Linked DNA regions of Mus musculus: all the other regions are linked to region 3. A link is a contact called in ENCODE Hi-C or POLR2A ChIA-PET data. All regions are on one chromosome and are shown on one strand. Each heading gives the region's core, a stretch centred on a gene start or an enhancer-like site at or near the end of the contact. The rest is flanking DNA. Distances are from core to core; before and after follow the strand shown.

Region 1 (4,117 bases), core at 1,166-3,665, 72 kb before region 3:
AACTCAGAATCTTATACATGCTAGGTAAATTCTCCATCTGCGGGCAATTGATTGTCTTCATTTTACCTTCCCCTCTTTCTCATCAAATGAAGACACCTACTGGCTAATTCATAGCATCAACAGAACATTGTCTGAAATATTAAGAGCATAGAGACCTTGAATAATCAAAGCACATAGTTAACATAATTAAGAGCATTCTGTTAACTAAGTAAATGGTTTTCAAGTCTATAGGCAGTATTTTCCCTACACTTGTTTCTCAAAACTTTTTATCAATGGTGAAAGAGATGCCAAGTTTCTCTGTACCACTGTTAAGATAAAAAATTTCTGTTCTTTCATGATCTTTTGGAGTAGCCAGATAAATGTGGTATCTAGAATAAGAAAAAAAGGGGAAATGAGATTGTCTTTTTATACATAAAGCAATGAGGAAGTGCAATGGTTTTATATCCAGGCCTGGTCCTTTTCAGAGAATGTACTTGGAGGAAATGCCATAGCAGGCCCTCTGAAGACACCCATCTTTTATCAGGTTCAAATTAAAGATGTATCTTTTTATTAATACCCTGATGGTGTGTAATTGTTAGTATTAAATAATAAGTAGTGATATATATTTAACTTACTTAATCTAGATCAAGTTAAACCAATGATCATCTGAGGACAGTGACAGGTGTGTGTGTGGGGGGGGGGGTTCCAGGAGGATGCAACCTGGGCAAATTACTCTCTATCTCACATCAGACAGAGAAGCCAAATGATTAGACCATTAACAGACATTAATATATTCAAGTCAATTAATCTGTAGCCATTGAGTGACCAGAAGTTGTCTATACTTTCTAGCTACTCACTGTGGTTTGCTATAGTTACGCATCATGCATTTCAAGTCCAGCCTTTTAACTTTTAAAGTTCAATGGAATTCAAGCATAATGACAAAGTCTGAACAAAAGAAAGGGTATTTAAATTGCTGAAGGTTTAGACCACTTAGTCTTTCTCATCAGAAGCTGAACCTTCCAAATGTGAGAAAAACAGTTCCCTCTACCAAGTGGATTTCTACACAAGAGATGGGCCAAGCGGGAGATCGTTTCTTAATATTTAATCTCCTTTCTCCAAGATCTTTTAAAAAAGAGGCATCTCTTCCTCCATCTCAATATAGGAGGATAAATTTCTACCCAAACAGGAAGGTCTGGAGGATGCTACCAGCTGTCATGAGTTTCCCTATGACTTGAAGACTCTTGGCTCGAGCCATCCTGAAGCATCTTGTTTCCTGTTCTCTGGGTTACAGCCCAGGCCAAGAATAGTACTCCATTCATGCTACTGTGTACACATCCTTTTTATTTGCAGTTTTCTCTTAAATATGTGTAAAACCCTGTTCTTGTACATTATCCAAGGTAAATGGAAATATTTTTTAAGTAGGCACAGAGCAACAGATTTATTTCCTGCCCAGTCTATCAAAAAGCACTGCTTGGGGGAATTCCATTCCAGAGCTAAGACCCATAGGAACTGAGGGGCCATAAGCACCCTATCTACAGCTCCAGACAGACAGACAGCAACAGGACAGCAAAACATAGCATATCCACATCCACCCAGAACTTTATATCTCTGGACATGTTCTGAGCCTAAAAAAGGTCAGGAGGCTGTAAAATTGGTCTCTTTTAACAGGTCAAGCAATGTGAAATCACCTACAAAATGCTGATCTCATTGTTAACCAAAACAACCCTAAAAATCAAGTAAGATTCGTGCTGATAAGCAAGAATGCAAAATCCACTGTTTCCCAACCATCTCTATTCCAAACAATTTCCTATATATCTTTAGTGCTCAAACAATTTGCAGAACACCTTGTGTTTTTTGTTGTTACTGTTATTCTTATTGTTGTCAGGTTTTGGGTGGGGGGATTGTTATTGTTATTCTTGTTTGTTTTTGTTTTTGAAACAGGGTCTCACTTTGTAGTCCTGGCTGGCCTGCAACTTGCCATGTAAACCGACCAGACTGTTCTCTCAAACTCAAGTGAACCGACTTGCAGGAGAGCCTGTAAGCCACAGGCCTGGCACTGTTAAGAGATATCTACTCACTCTCTCATTTACTCCACATCCATATTCATAGTCCTTCCTGGCCCTTGAGCCCTTACAGAACTGCCAAGTGAACAGGCAAATAGAGCAATATGAAAACTATTATTAATGAACAAGTACCAAGTCAGAACTCTCTTCATGCCTCTGGTCACCTCGTTATTTGTATGTATGCCTCTAATTAGATGATGCACATTTAGGGCATGAATTTGTCCTTGAATACTCAGAATTCAGCATTTAAACAGTGTTTCTGTTGTGCGTGTATGTGAGTTGAGTTGTGTGTAAGCATATGCACACAGAAGAGAAGTATCTCTTCTGGCACCTGCAGAAGCCAGAAGAAAAAGTCTGACTCCCTGGAGCGGAAGTTACAGGCAGTTAGGAAGCACCAGATGTGAATGCTAGGATGCAAACTCCAGCCCTCCTGAAAGGGCAGGAAGCTTTCTTAACCAGTTGTCCAGTCCCACAGCACTTGTTTTACACAGCCCATTCTAATTGATGTTTCTTGGATTATTGAATGACTCGTAGAGACTGAGTAGGCTCTTTGTAAAATAAAGTGAATAAGCAGCATTTCTGCTAGGGAAAAAAACCTTTCATTTTATACTTCAGACTAGACTACTAATTATAGCACAACACTGGAAGAAAATAGAAGGCTCCTGATTATAGAACTACAAAGAAAAGGGGGATACAACACACTACGCATTGTAATAATAAAAAGAAGACTGAGATTGCATGGTAAAATCTGCTCCTAACTAGGACTGCCGCATCTTTCTGAGTTTAACATTTTAAATCTTTAACTGACTTTCTTTGCTTGGTGAGTACAGAAAAATATAGTAAAGGAAGTACAAGGGTTCTATGATTTAAAGCAAGGGAGGACAAACTCAAACCACCACACTTCTTGTTGGTCATTTAGAAAGGCATCCATTGACAGGACAAATGAACAGGCACTATTCGCCTCTGGGGAATGGGATTACCTTTTATGGATTCAATAAGGTGTAAAAAAATTAATATCACTCAGATAAGCAACAAAATGGGTAATTAAATGTTAAATTAAAGAATCAAGATGACTGCTAGGTCTTCAGAGTTTAAGAACACACAGAGACACATGTGAGGAGAGCAGTCACTAAGTCACCCTTTATTATAGCCACTTTTTCTTTTCCTTTTTTTTTTTTTAAGATTTTATTTATTTTGTGTATTTGAGTACACCACCACTGTCCTCAGACACACCAAATCAGAAGAGGGCACCACATCCCATTACAGATAGTTTCGAGCCACCATGTGGTTGCTGAGAACTGAATTCAGGACCTCTGGAAGAGCAGTCAGTGCTCTTAACCACTGAGACATCTCTCCAGCCCCTAGAGCCACTTTTCTAACAGAAAAAAAAGTGGCTGAAAGTAAATCTCAAAGGAGTTTATCTTGGGTTGGCAGTGCCTGGATTAGCTGCTACAGTGCTTGCCTAGCATGACAGAGGCTCTCAGTTTGATCTTTAGGACTATATCAGACTGGGAATGATAGCACAGGCCTATTAGAGGTAGAAGCACAAAGATCAGACTTTCACAAGCATCTTAATTACTTAGTTTGCAGACAGACTGGGTTAGAGAAGACTGACCCCTCTCCCCCCAAAAGCTCATCTTCTAGAGTTCTTATTTTGATATAGCCTTTCCCATCCTTCAAATAATTAAGGTTTTAGAAAACACCAGCCTACATCTCATCCTGCTATGCTTTTATCTATATATTAGCTTCTCTTTTTTGCTTCAAAGATAAAAGGATTTTTTTATTTTATGAAATTATTATTATTACTGGGTAACTTATACTGGTATTAGTTATATAGTTGCTATAGCCTGTAAGAGGACAACTTTGTAAAGTTGGTTCCTTCCTTCTGCCTTTACATAGGTTTCAGGGATTAAACTTATTTTGTCAGGCTTGTCAGGTAAAGGGCTCTGAAATGACAAATATATAACCGTTTTACTCACAGAGGTTTTTATGTTTGCTCGTTTGGTTTTTCCAATTTTTATAAAAATACAGCCATGTTATTATACTGCTCCAGGCCTTCATGGTTCTTAAAACAT
Region 2 (3,865 bases), core at 449-2,948, 130 kb before region 3:
CCATTGTCCTCACCTCTCCTTTGGCAGTAAGTATGTTACTTTGCTTTTTCATATAAGCCTATCTCCCCCACAGCACTATGAGCCTCCTGCAAAAAGGGGAGGTCAGTCCTCTCTATGACTCTAAAGCCTGGGCAGAACCTGTGCAAAATTATTCACTTTTGATGATGAAATGAAGCCAAGTGTTTATTCGAGTGTCTAAAAGCATCCCTCAACAGTTCGGGTTCCTCATCTTGAACTCCATGCCTTATCAGAACACAAAACTGTATACACACATACTTACACTATTTCATATTAATCAGAAACTGTATACACACATACTTACACTATTTCATATTAATCAGTAACCTCCACTAGTTAAAGTGTCAGCTTAATCTTCTGGTTATATTTCATTCCTAGCAGATCCCTAGCAAGTAGTAAGTGTTCATTAATGTTTGCTTAAAAAATTAAGCCAACTAGGAAATACTATTTATTTCCTAAACTTCTGGACAAAACAGCCAGTGACCTGCTTTCCAGAATTATTAACAATGTAAGAGTATTGTTAATAGTCCCCAAACAACAAATGGTTTTAACCAAAGATTATAAAAACAGTTGTTTCTGGCTAACTAGAGTGGCACAAACATTTGTCCAAACCTGATATATTGTCTTTTCTTCATTTGATTAAAGGTGAGAACCTTTCTAAGCATATTTTAAGTTTGTATTACACTACAGACATAGATTTTCCTGACTGCATTGTGAAGTATAAAGTTTCTAAGCATTCATTTTGCTTAGTACCATGTACTTGGAGTTTGGGTGATAGGGATAAAGAAGAGCCAGCCCTCAGGTTTGGAAATGAGGCAGAACACCTGCTTAGCTGTGTGCAGATGTGTGGCTGTAGGTTACAGCCCTAGTGCCACAAAAAGGAAGGGAGGACAAAGATAGAGGGGCAGAACTGAAATTGCTGTTAAGTCTCACTATCTATAACTGAAGGTGATTAATGATGTAATGGGAATCTCGCAAAAGCAGCACCAAGAAAGTGCAAAAAATAAGCTCAGAATCCAAGAAAAGTGTCATGTGGTGGTGCATGCCTGCAATCCCAGTACTCAAGCGGCTGAGGGAGGACCATGGGTTCAAAAGTGAGATGCTGACCTCAAAAAAAAAAAAAAAAAAAAAAAAAAAAAAGCCCAGAAAAGCCCATAACCCAGAAATCTCTACACTGAAAGATCCAAACGCCTTTGAAGGTACTAATGAAAGTCTATGCTGTGCAGCTGTCAGAAAATGTTGTAGTAGGAAGGGCACACATTTCTATCCATACAAGGAAGGGGCTAACAAAGTCACATGTGTACAAATGAGCAAGCTTGAAGGGGAGGAAGGCAGGAAATCAATACGCCTTTGAAGCTCAGCCTTTCCTAACTATGCCTGCTTCCCTGGGTACCTCGCTCTCTATTCAGAGTCCATTCAATAGTGCTTTATGTTCCAAGGAAATCTGTCAGAGGCATTTCCACCTGTACATTGCAAAATCAGTCCCTTACAACTTCCTCCTTTTGCTGAATCCCCAAGACGCTGCCTATAAATTCAAAGAATTTCAAGCATCAACAGAAACCTCAACCTCCACCCCTAGAACTTAGTTAGGAACATCTGTTGTTTACAAAGGTTCAGACTGAGAGCTGCCAGACTTGTTCTACAACCTCTACTTTGACACCAGAGGCTGCCAGGGAGGGATGTCTGAATTTCATGCAAGGATGCCCTGTTCCAATCGCTTAAGCACAACTAGGTTAATACAGCCCAGCACCCTGCCACTGAACACAATCCTAGTTTGTTTGCTTCATTCTGATCCTGAGTCCTTAACCATGTGCCAAAAATGTTAAGATGCAAACCTGTTCATTGATCCTTTCAGAACGTCAGACCCAAGGGGCAGAGGGTCAGTTAAGTAGAAGAAACAGAAGCTAACAGAATAAAATTATCTTGTTGCAATGAAAAATCCGAACTCTTTTTTTTTCTCAACCTCCTTAAATCTTTCATTAATACTGAGCCATTCCCTCATGATTCTGTATCTCCTCACAGTATGATACTTCATCACAGCACAGGACATAGATATTAAAGTCTTTACTTCAGTTAACATGGGACCAAATTTAATTGAGAACATAATTGTGTTATCTTCTACCTTTCTGTGACTGAACCAAGCACGAGTCCTTTCCTGAATATTCCACTTTTCCTCCCTTCTCAGGAACTATTGGTACCTGCTTTAAATAGGATTCTATTTTTAGATTCATGTGCCTGTGTGGATATGTGCTATTATTCTCTTATAGCCTGTCTGGCTTTCCCCAATCAACAATAAAATAAATAAATAAATAAAGTCTGTATAGCAGAAGCTGTCTTTTCTTCTTATCTTGGTAGCCTTCCCACCTCACAATCAGCTCCCAATCCCAAAGCATGGCTTTTGTCTTTAAAAGAGAACTGGGTCAAAGACAATGCATCTAATTGGCTGTGAGGCTGTGAGTTCTTAAGAATTAAAAGATCCAGAGATGGAGCTACATACTGCTCCCTAGGTTTATTGAAATACTTATAGGAGGAGAGACGACTGTAATTTCCCTGACCCCCTGTACTGCTGTCAAAGGGCATGCTACTGCCTGGGGAATTAAAAGCTTGAAGTGTGGTCTGCTGACCCTTTAGTGTCAGATCCTAGGAAGCATAGGAAGCTCTTGGAAGTCCAGCATCCTCCCAAATGCTCATAAAAGCATGTTTCGCTGTTGACCTGCCCTCTATCATTCTCTGTCCCAGGAGGATGAAATAACACCATTTAAGTACAAGTGTGGAAGCTTCCTGAGATCTGGAAACCAGTAACCATATTCTGCTTCCAGCATAGCTAATTCATTATGGCCAGTGGCCTGCTGGTCTCCATGGAAAGCACTGCAGGAGGCAGAACAGAACAGATCATCTACCTAGTCAGGTCTCACTGCTCTTTGCAGAAAACCCAACAGTTTATTGCTACACTCTTCTGTGATAGTGGTAATTCTATCAGCTAATTTCTACTGAATATCTACTTAGTGCAGATGCTAGCCTAGTACTTCCCATACTATATCCAATCATAAGAACAACTTTTCAAGGTATTAGTCCACACTTCAGAGATGTGGAAACTGAGGCTAAAAGGGATTTAATGACTAGTTCAAAATCACATTGCTATAAGCAGTAGAGATCAAGTTTAGACTCAAATTTACCTGGTTCAAAGCTCAGGGGGCTTTTTTTTTTGTTTTGTTTTTCTACTAAATTGCAAAGCTTCCTGAAAAGCTTGCACCAAAATTGTTTTTCAGTTCCAAACAGTGGTCAACCAACCTGTCTTGCCTACACTCAAGTTATCTTCTGATGACTCCCATTCTCCTCTGTCCTTGTGTAAGGAGCCTTCCCAACACCTTTCATTTTTCATTAGTTCTTTGGGAGTTCCATATGAGCTTCATACACCTTTCAACTCTTCCCAGATCTATTCTATTCCTGTTCTTATCCACCCAACTTGGCATCATTAAAAAAAAAAAAAATCAAGACAATTTGTGCTGTGCTGCCCAAATATTCTTGGATGTAGTAGTCCTCACTAGAGTATGGTTAATTTAATAGGAGCTACACTCAGAGAACACTGTCTCTCCCTCTCCCAGCAGCTAACAACTGCCAATAGCTTCATGGCAAAGGGAGGGATTTTGTGTCCAACTCCCATCTCCATGTTGGGGTTTGGTCTAATTTGGTCTGCACAGGTCTTGTGTATATTGTCACAACTACAGTGAGTTCAGATGTGCAGCTGCCCTGTGTCTAGGAGATGCTGTTTTCTTGTAGTCATCCACTGGCTCTCACATTCTCTCCACTCCTCTTCTGCAGTGCTCCCTGAGCTTCAGAAGGAGGG
Region 3 (4,289 bases), core at 749-3,248:
TATGGCATCACAATTCAGTCCACAGCAATACATATACATTTGTCGTTGCCATTACTCATTCTACCATGAAGCAAACTCCAGGGGAACAGAGACTTAATCTGCTTTGTGGGCTGTAATATTTCCACCACTAGAGCAGAGGGATGGCCCTGTAGATAAAAGAGTAACACCAAGGATCATCCAATTCTGTAGGGCAGCGGTTAAAGCAAAAGGTGCTGAAGGCCATACACTTTGAATGTGGCAAAACAGAACACCCCTAAGAAGGAACCCAGTGATGGGATCAATTAAAGGGAGACAGTGCTACAGGGTTGGAGTTACTGAGTACACATGATTATGCTAACATGTTTTTTAAGACTACATTTATACATAAATAGGGTTACAGATAGTGATGGATTAAGGCAGATTTTTTTTTCTTTTACTTGAAAACTTTGAAGACTTTTTTTAAAAGTCTTTTTAAATTTTATTTTATGTGTATGGTATTTTGCCTGTATGTCTGTGAACCATTTGCATGCCTAGTACCCTTGGGACTCAGAAGAAAATCCCCTGGAACTGGATTTACAGATGGTTGTGAGCCAGCATGTGGATGCTAGATAATGAACCCAAGTCCTGTGGATAAGCACCCTTAACTGCTGAGCCATCTCTCCAGTCCAACTTTGAAATCTTTTAATAGTTCACAAGTGTGGTATAGAAATTCACATGAATTTAAAGGAACAATGTTGTACTGTGTTGGTTTTTCTTCTAATATTCTAGTTTCTGAAAATGTTTTTTTTTTGTATATTCCAAAATGTACAACTTGAACACAAATTTTATTAGAAAAGTTATACTTAACATAATCATCAACTATTTTCAAGAACAATATTAAACCCAATAATGTGTAACAAGAAACTAATGACTTTGCTATAATCAAATGTTCAACTATCTACAGTGTCTTTTTACAAAGGGGATATCCATGGTTTACAGGCACATTGTATTGAAAAGAAAACTGCAAGAGCAATTTTATACAATTACCATTCTCGAGAAACTGAATCATTACAATAGTAATTACAAGTTGAAAATGGTTTTTACTATAACATCGTTGATCCTCCGATCTGAGACCTTTGGCAATGGTGGGGACTGGGATCCCATTGTGCAATGGTTGCACAGGCTGCACTGCAGGGATGCTCTAGTGACTCTGTCTTGTTCTCCTTGTAGTCGAAGGGAGGGATATTCCCTCCTACTCAGACCCTTCCCAGCACAACACCACTATTAACTTCTGTTCTCAGAGACTTCCCAATGTTGTGTAATAAGCAAAGTTGTTCATTGAAAATATCTGGTGTGGGAATAGAAGGCAGTGGAGACATTTGTCGTTGTATCAAAAGCAAAACATGACACAGCTAAGCTTTGAGATAAAATGTCATCTTACCAGGAAAACAAAATGACACGAATTCCATGTTCACTATGGACTGACATTTTTATAGCCTTCGTTAGATTATCCTGACTTAATTTTTGTAGGTATAGAAAAGAAACTGAGGGACCATAGCAAGTAAGAGAGAGAAGCCAGGCCTATGATCTATCTTTATAAGAAAACGTACATTCTATAAATTTCACCCATTTCAAATGTAGAACTCAATGATTCTTAGCATACTTAGAGAATTTTACAACCCCTAACATAGTCAAATTTCAGGATCTTTCCATCCTGTCAAGAAAGTAGGTCTTCATTAGAAGCTCTGCCACAGTTACCACCTCCCCATGCCCTGGACAACCACTAATCTCTTTCTGTCTCTAGATTTGCCTCTTCTGAACTTTTCTTCCAGTGGCACCATGCATTTTGTAGTCTCCTGCGACAACCTCCTTTGACTTAGCATTCTGTTGTTTCTCTTTATTGTCTGCAGTCTCCTAAAAATCAGTCCTTCCTCCAGCTCCGCTTGCCCAGAGCCCCTTTCCTGCTGAGCCAGCTTCATCCTGTGACCTGAGCAAAGCTGGGGAGGGGCCACTCAGAGCCTGGGACCATTGCTTTCTCCTGGAAGGACAAGGCTCTGCAGATGGCAGACAGTGAATGACATCAGGCTCTGCAGTGACTGGAGCTCGTGGCACCAGCTCTTCATTGTTCTATTTTTATTCTCGTGTTAAGATTTTTCAGAGGGAAGGCTTTACTCAAAAACTGCTTCTCTCTCTAGCTGCTCCTACAACCCCAGGCTGGACTCTGCTGCCACCTGCTGTCCTTTAGCCAGACACTGAACAGGAATAGAGAAGGCTTTGTTCCCGGTGATACAGTTACGTATTGAGTTCTATTCTTGTGCGTGCGTGCGTGCGTGCGTGCGTGCGTGCGTGCGTCTGTCTGTCTGTCTGTCTGTCTGCCTGCCTGCCTGCCTCTGTCTGTCTGTGTGTCTCTCTATATATACATAACATATATATGTATACATATGCCTCTGTTTCTCTATATATACATATATATATTTATATATACATATATAATATATGTCTGTGTGTAAGTCTGTCTCTCCCTGTGTCTGTGTTTATCTCTGTGTGTCTGTGTATGTGTCTGTGTGTAGGTCTGTCTGTCTCTATTTGTCTCTTTCTGTCTCTGTCTGTGTGTCTGTCTCTGTGTGTGTCTCTGTATGTGTTTGTGTGTAGGTCTGTCTCTGTCTCTCTCTGTATCTCTGTCTGTCTCTCTGTGTGTCTGTCTCTCTGTATGTCTGTGTATGTGTTTGTGTGTAGGTCTGTCTCTCTTTGTCTCTCTCTGTGTCTCTGTCTCTCTCACACACACACACAAAGTTTCAATACATGTATATAGTGATATCTTTCTATGAAAAATTAGTTGTGGTGGTTTGAATAGCTATGGCCCCATAGACTCATGTGTTTGAGTGCTTGACCTGTCTTTGGGTTTCCATTTCTGTGAAGACACCATGACCATGGCAACTCTTATAAAGGACAACATTTAATTGGTACTGACTTATGGGTTCTGATATTCAGTCCATAATCGTCATAGCAGGAAGCACAGCAGCATCCAGGCAGACATGATGCTGGAGTAACTGAGAGTTCTATATCTTCATCCATAGGAAGCCAGGAGCAGACTGTCTTCTAAGCAGCTAGGATGAGAATCTCAAAACCCACCCCAACAAGGACGCTCTTACTCCAGCAAAGCAATATCTCCAAATAGTGCCACTCCCTGGGTCAAACATATTCAAACCACTACAAGCCATTAGAAAATGTGGCCTTGGAGGAATTGTGTCACTGTGGAGGCAGGCTTTGAAGTCTCCTATGCTCAAGCTGTACCCAGCATGGTACAGTCTCCTTCTGCTGCCTGTGGATTCTAAGGGGTCTCATAGATGTGGAAGGTGGTAGTGTAGCAGTAGATCTACCTAATCTAGGCGCACAGAATGTATTCATATTAATTGAGTCGTGTTTTCATTGCCAGGGCATATTAGGGATGGAGAGAATTACTGCAACAATTACTACAAGATATAGCACTCTCAGCTGCTCCAGCACCAAGTCGGCCTGCACACTGACATGTTTCCCTCCGCATCTCTCCTCTGAGTCATGGAGATTCCTTTCTCCTCCCCCCTGCATCCTAGCCTGTGCAACTCTAAGGGTCCCGCCCCTCTCCCTTTACTCAGCCATTGGCCACTGGCATCTTTATTGATAGATCAAAAACCAACTGGGCACAAGGGCCTTTGGTGTTTGGATATGCAGATTCCCAATTGAATCAAAGCATTAGAACCAATCTCCAACATACTACAACATGCTTTTGAAAGTTGGGGGACAACTTGTGAGAGTTAGTTCTCTCTCCATCATGTGGGTTTTGGGGCTCAAACTCAGGTAATCTGCCTTGGTAGCAGCCACTTTTATCCACTGAGATATTTTATACGTTCAATCAGATTGTTTATCCATGGTGCACACAGGTACGCGCCTATAAGACACTCAAGGAATACCATCACATAAACAAACCTTTTACAGAGATTTGCAAGATCTCTGAAGATCTACTTCTTTCTGATCTCAGCAAGAGTGAATTGATCTTGGATAGCTAAGGGATGCTTAAAAAAAAAATAAAGCATGCACTCATGTGCATGTGTGCACACGCACCACAATACACTGATGTGGATGGGAGATGCTACCCCATCTAGCTTCCTTAACCCACAATCATTTTCAATGACCCATATGGCTTCCTTGTCCTAGATTATTGCTGCTATGACATCACTTGTGATTTCCTCCCTCCAATAGTCTCTATGGGGTAACTTGCTGTGCTAGGTCAGGCTCACACTCAAAAGGGAGAAAAGCTAAACTCTTTCCTGCTGAGCCTGCAGCCCACTGGG

Evidence for each region. Hi-C counts contacts between places; a loop is a spot of excess contacts on that map. ChIA-PET counts read pairs that join two places held with the same protein, here RNA polymerase II (POLR2A).
Region 1: a map of T-helper 17 cell shows a loop between it and region 3 (2.7-fold over the local background). The contact joins two enhancer-like sites. A Hi-C loop is called at or near these places in 1 of 37 maps with a recorded cell type or tissue (T-helper 17 cell). POLR2A ChIA-PET finds 5 or more read pairs at or near these places in 1 of 5 experiments (embryonic stem cell).
Region 2: a loop to region 3 is called in a map of v-Abl transformed pro-B cells, with 3 times the contacts of the local background. The contact joins two enhancer-like sites. A Hi-C loop is called at or near these places in 2 of 37 maps with a recorded cell type or tissue (both v-Abl transformed pro-B cells). POLR2A ChIA-PET finds 5 or more read pairs at or near these places in 1 of 5 experiments (embryonic stem cell).

The regions. Positions count from the first base shown.
Region 1 is chr1:131,481,215-131,485,331 of GRCm38, forward strand. The region is part of intron 2 of Srgap2 (SLIT-ROBO Rho GTPase activating protein 2); the gene reads right to left. Among named protein-coding and RNA genes, the nearest start is that of Srgap2, 44 kb to the right of the region's middle. Within about 2 kb of position 2,416, at least 1 of the 3 ENCODE cell types and tissues checked has a DNase peak (open chromatin) inside an H3K27ac peak, as active enhancers do.
Region 2 is chr1:131,426,045-131,429,909 of GRCm38, forward strand. All of the region lies in intron 3 of Srgap2 (SLIT-ROBO Rho GTPase activating protein 2), which reads right to left. Among named protein-coding and RNA genes, the nearest start is that of Srgap2, 99 kb to the right of the region's middle. Within about 2 kb of position 1,699, at least 1 of the 3 ENCODE cell types and tissues checked has a DNase peak (open chromatin) inside an H3K27ac peak, as active enhancers do.
Region 3 is chr1:131,553,138-131,557,426 of GRCm38, forward strand. No RefSeq gene overlaps it. Among named protein-coding and RNA genes, the nearest start is that of Fam72a, 27 kb to the left of the region's middle. Within about 2 kb of position 1,999, at least 1 of the 3 ENCODE cell types and tissues checked has a DNase peak (open chromatin) inside an H3K27ac peak, as active enhancers do.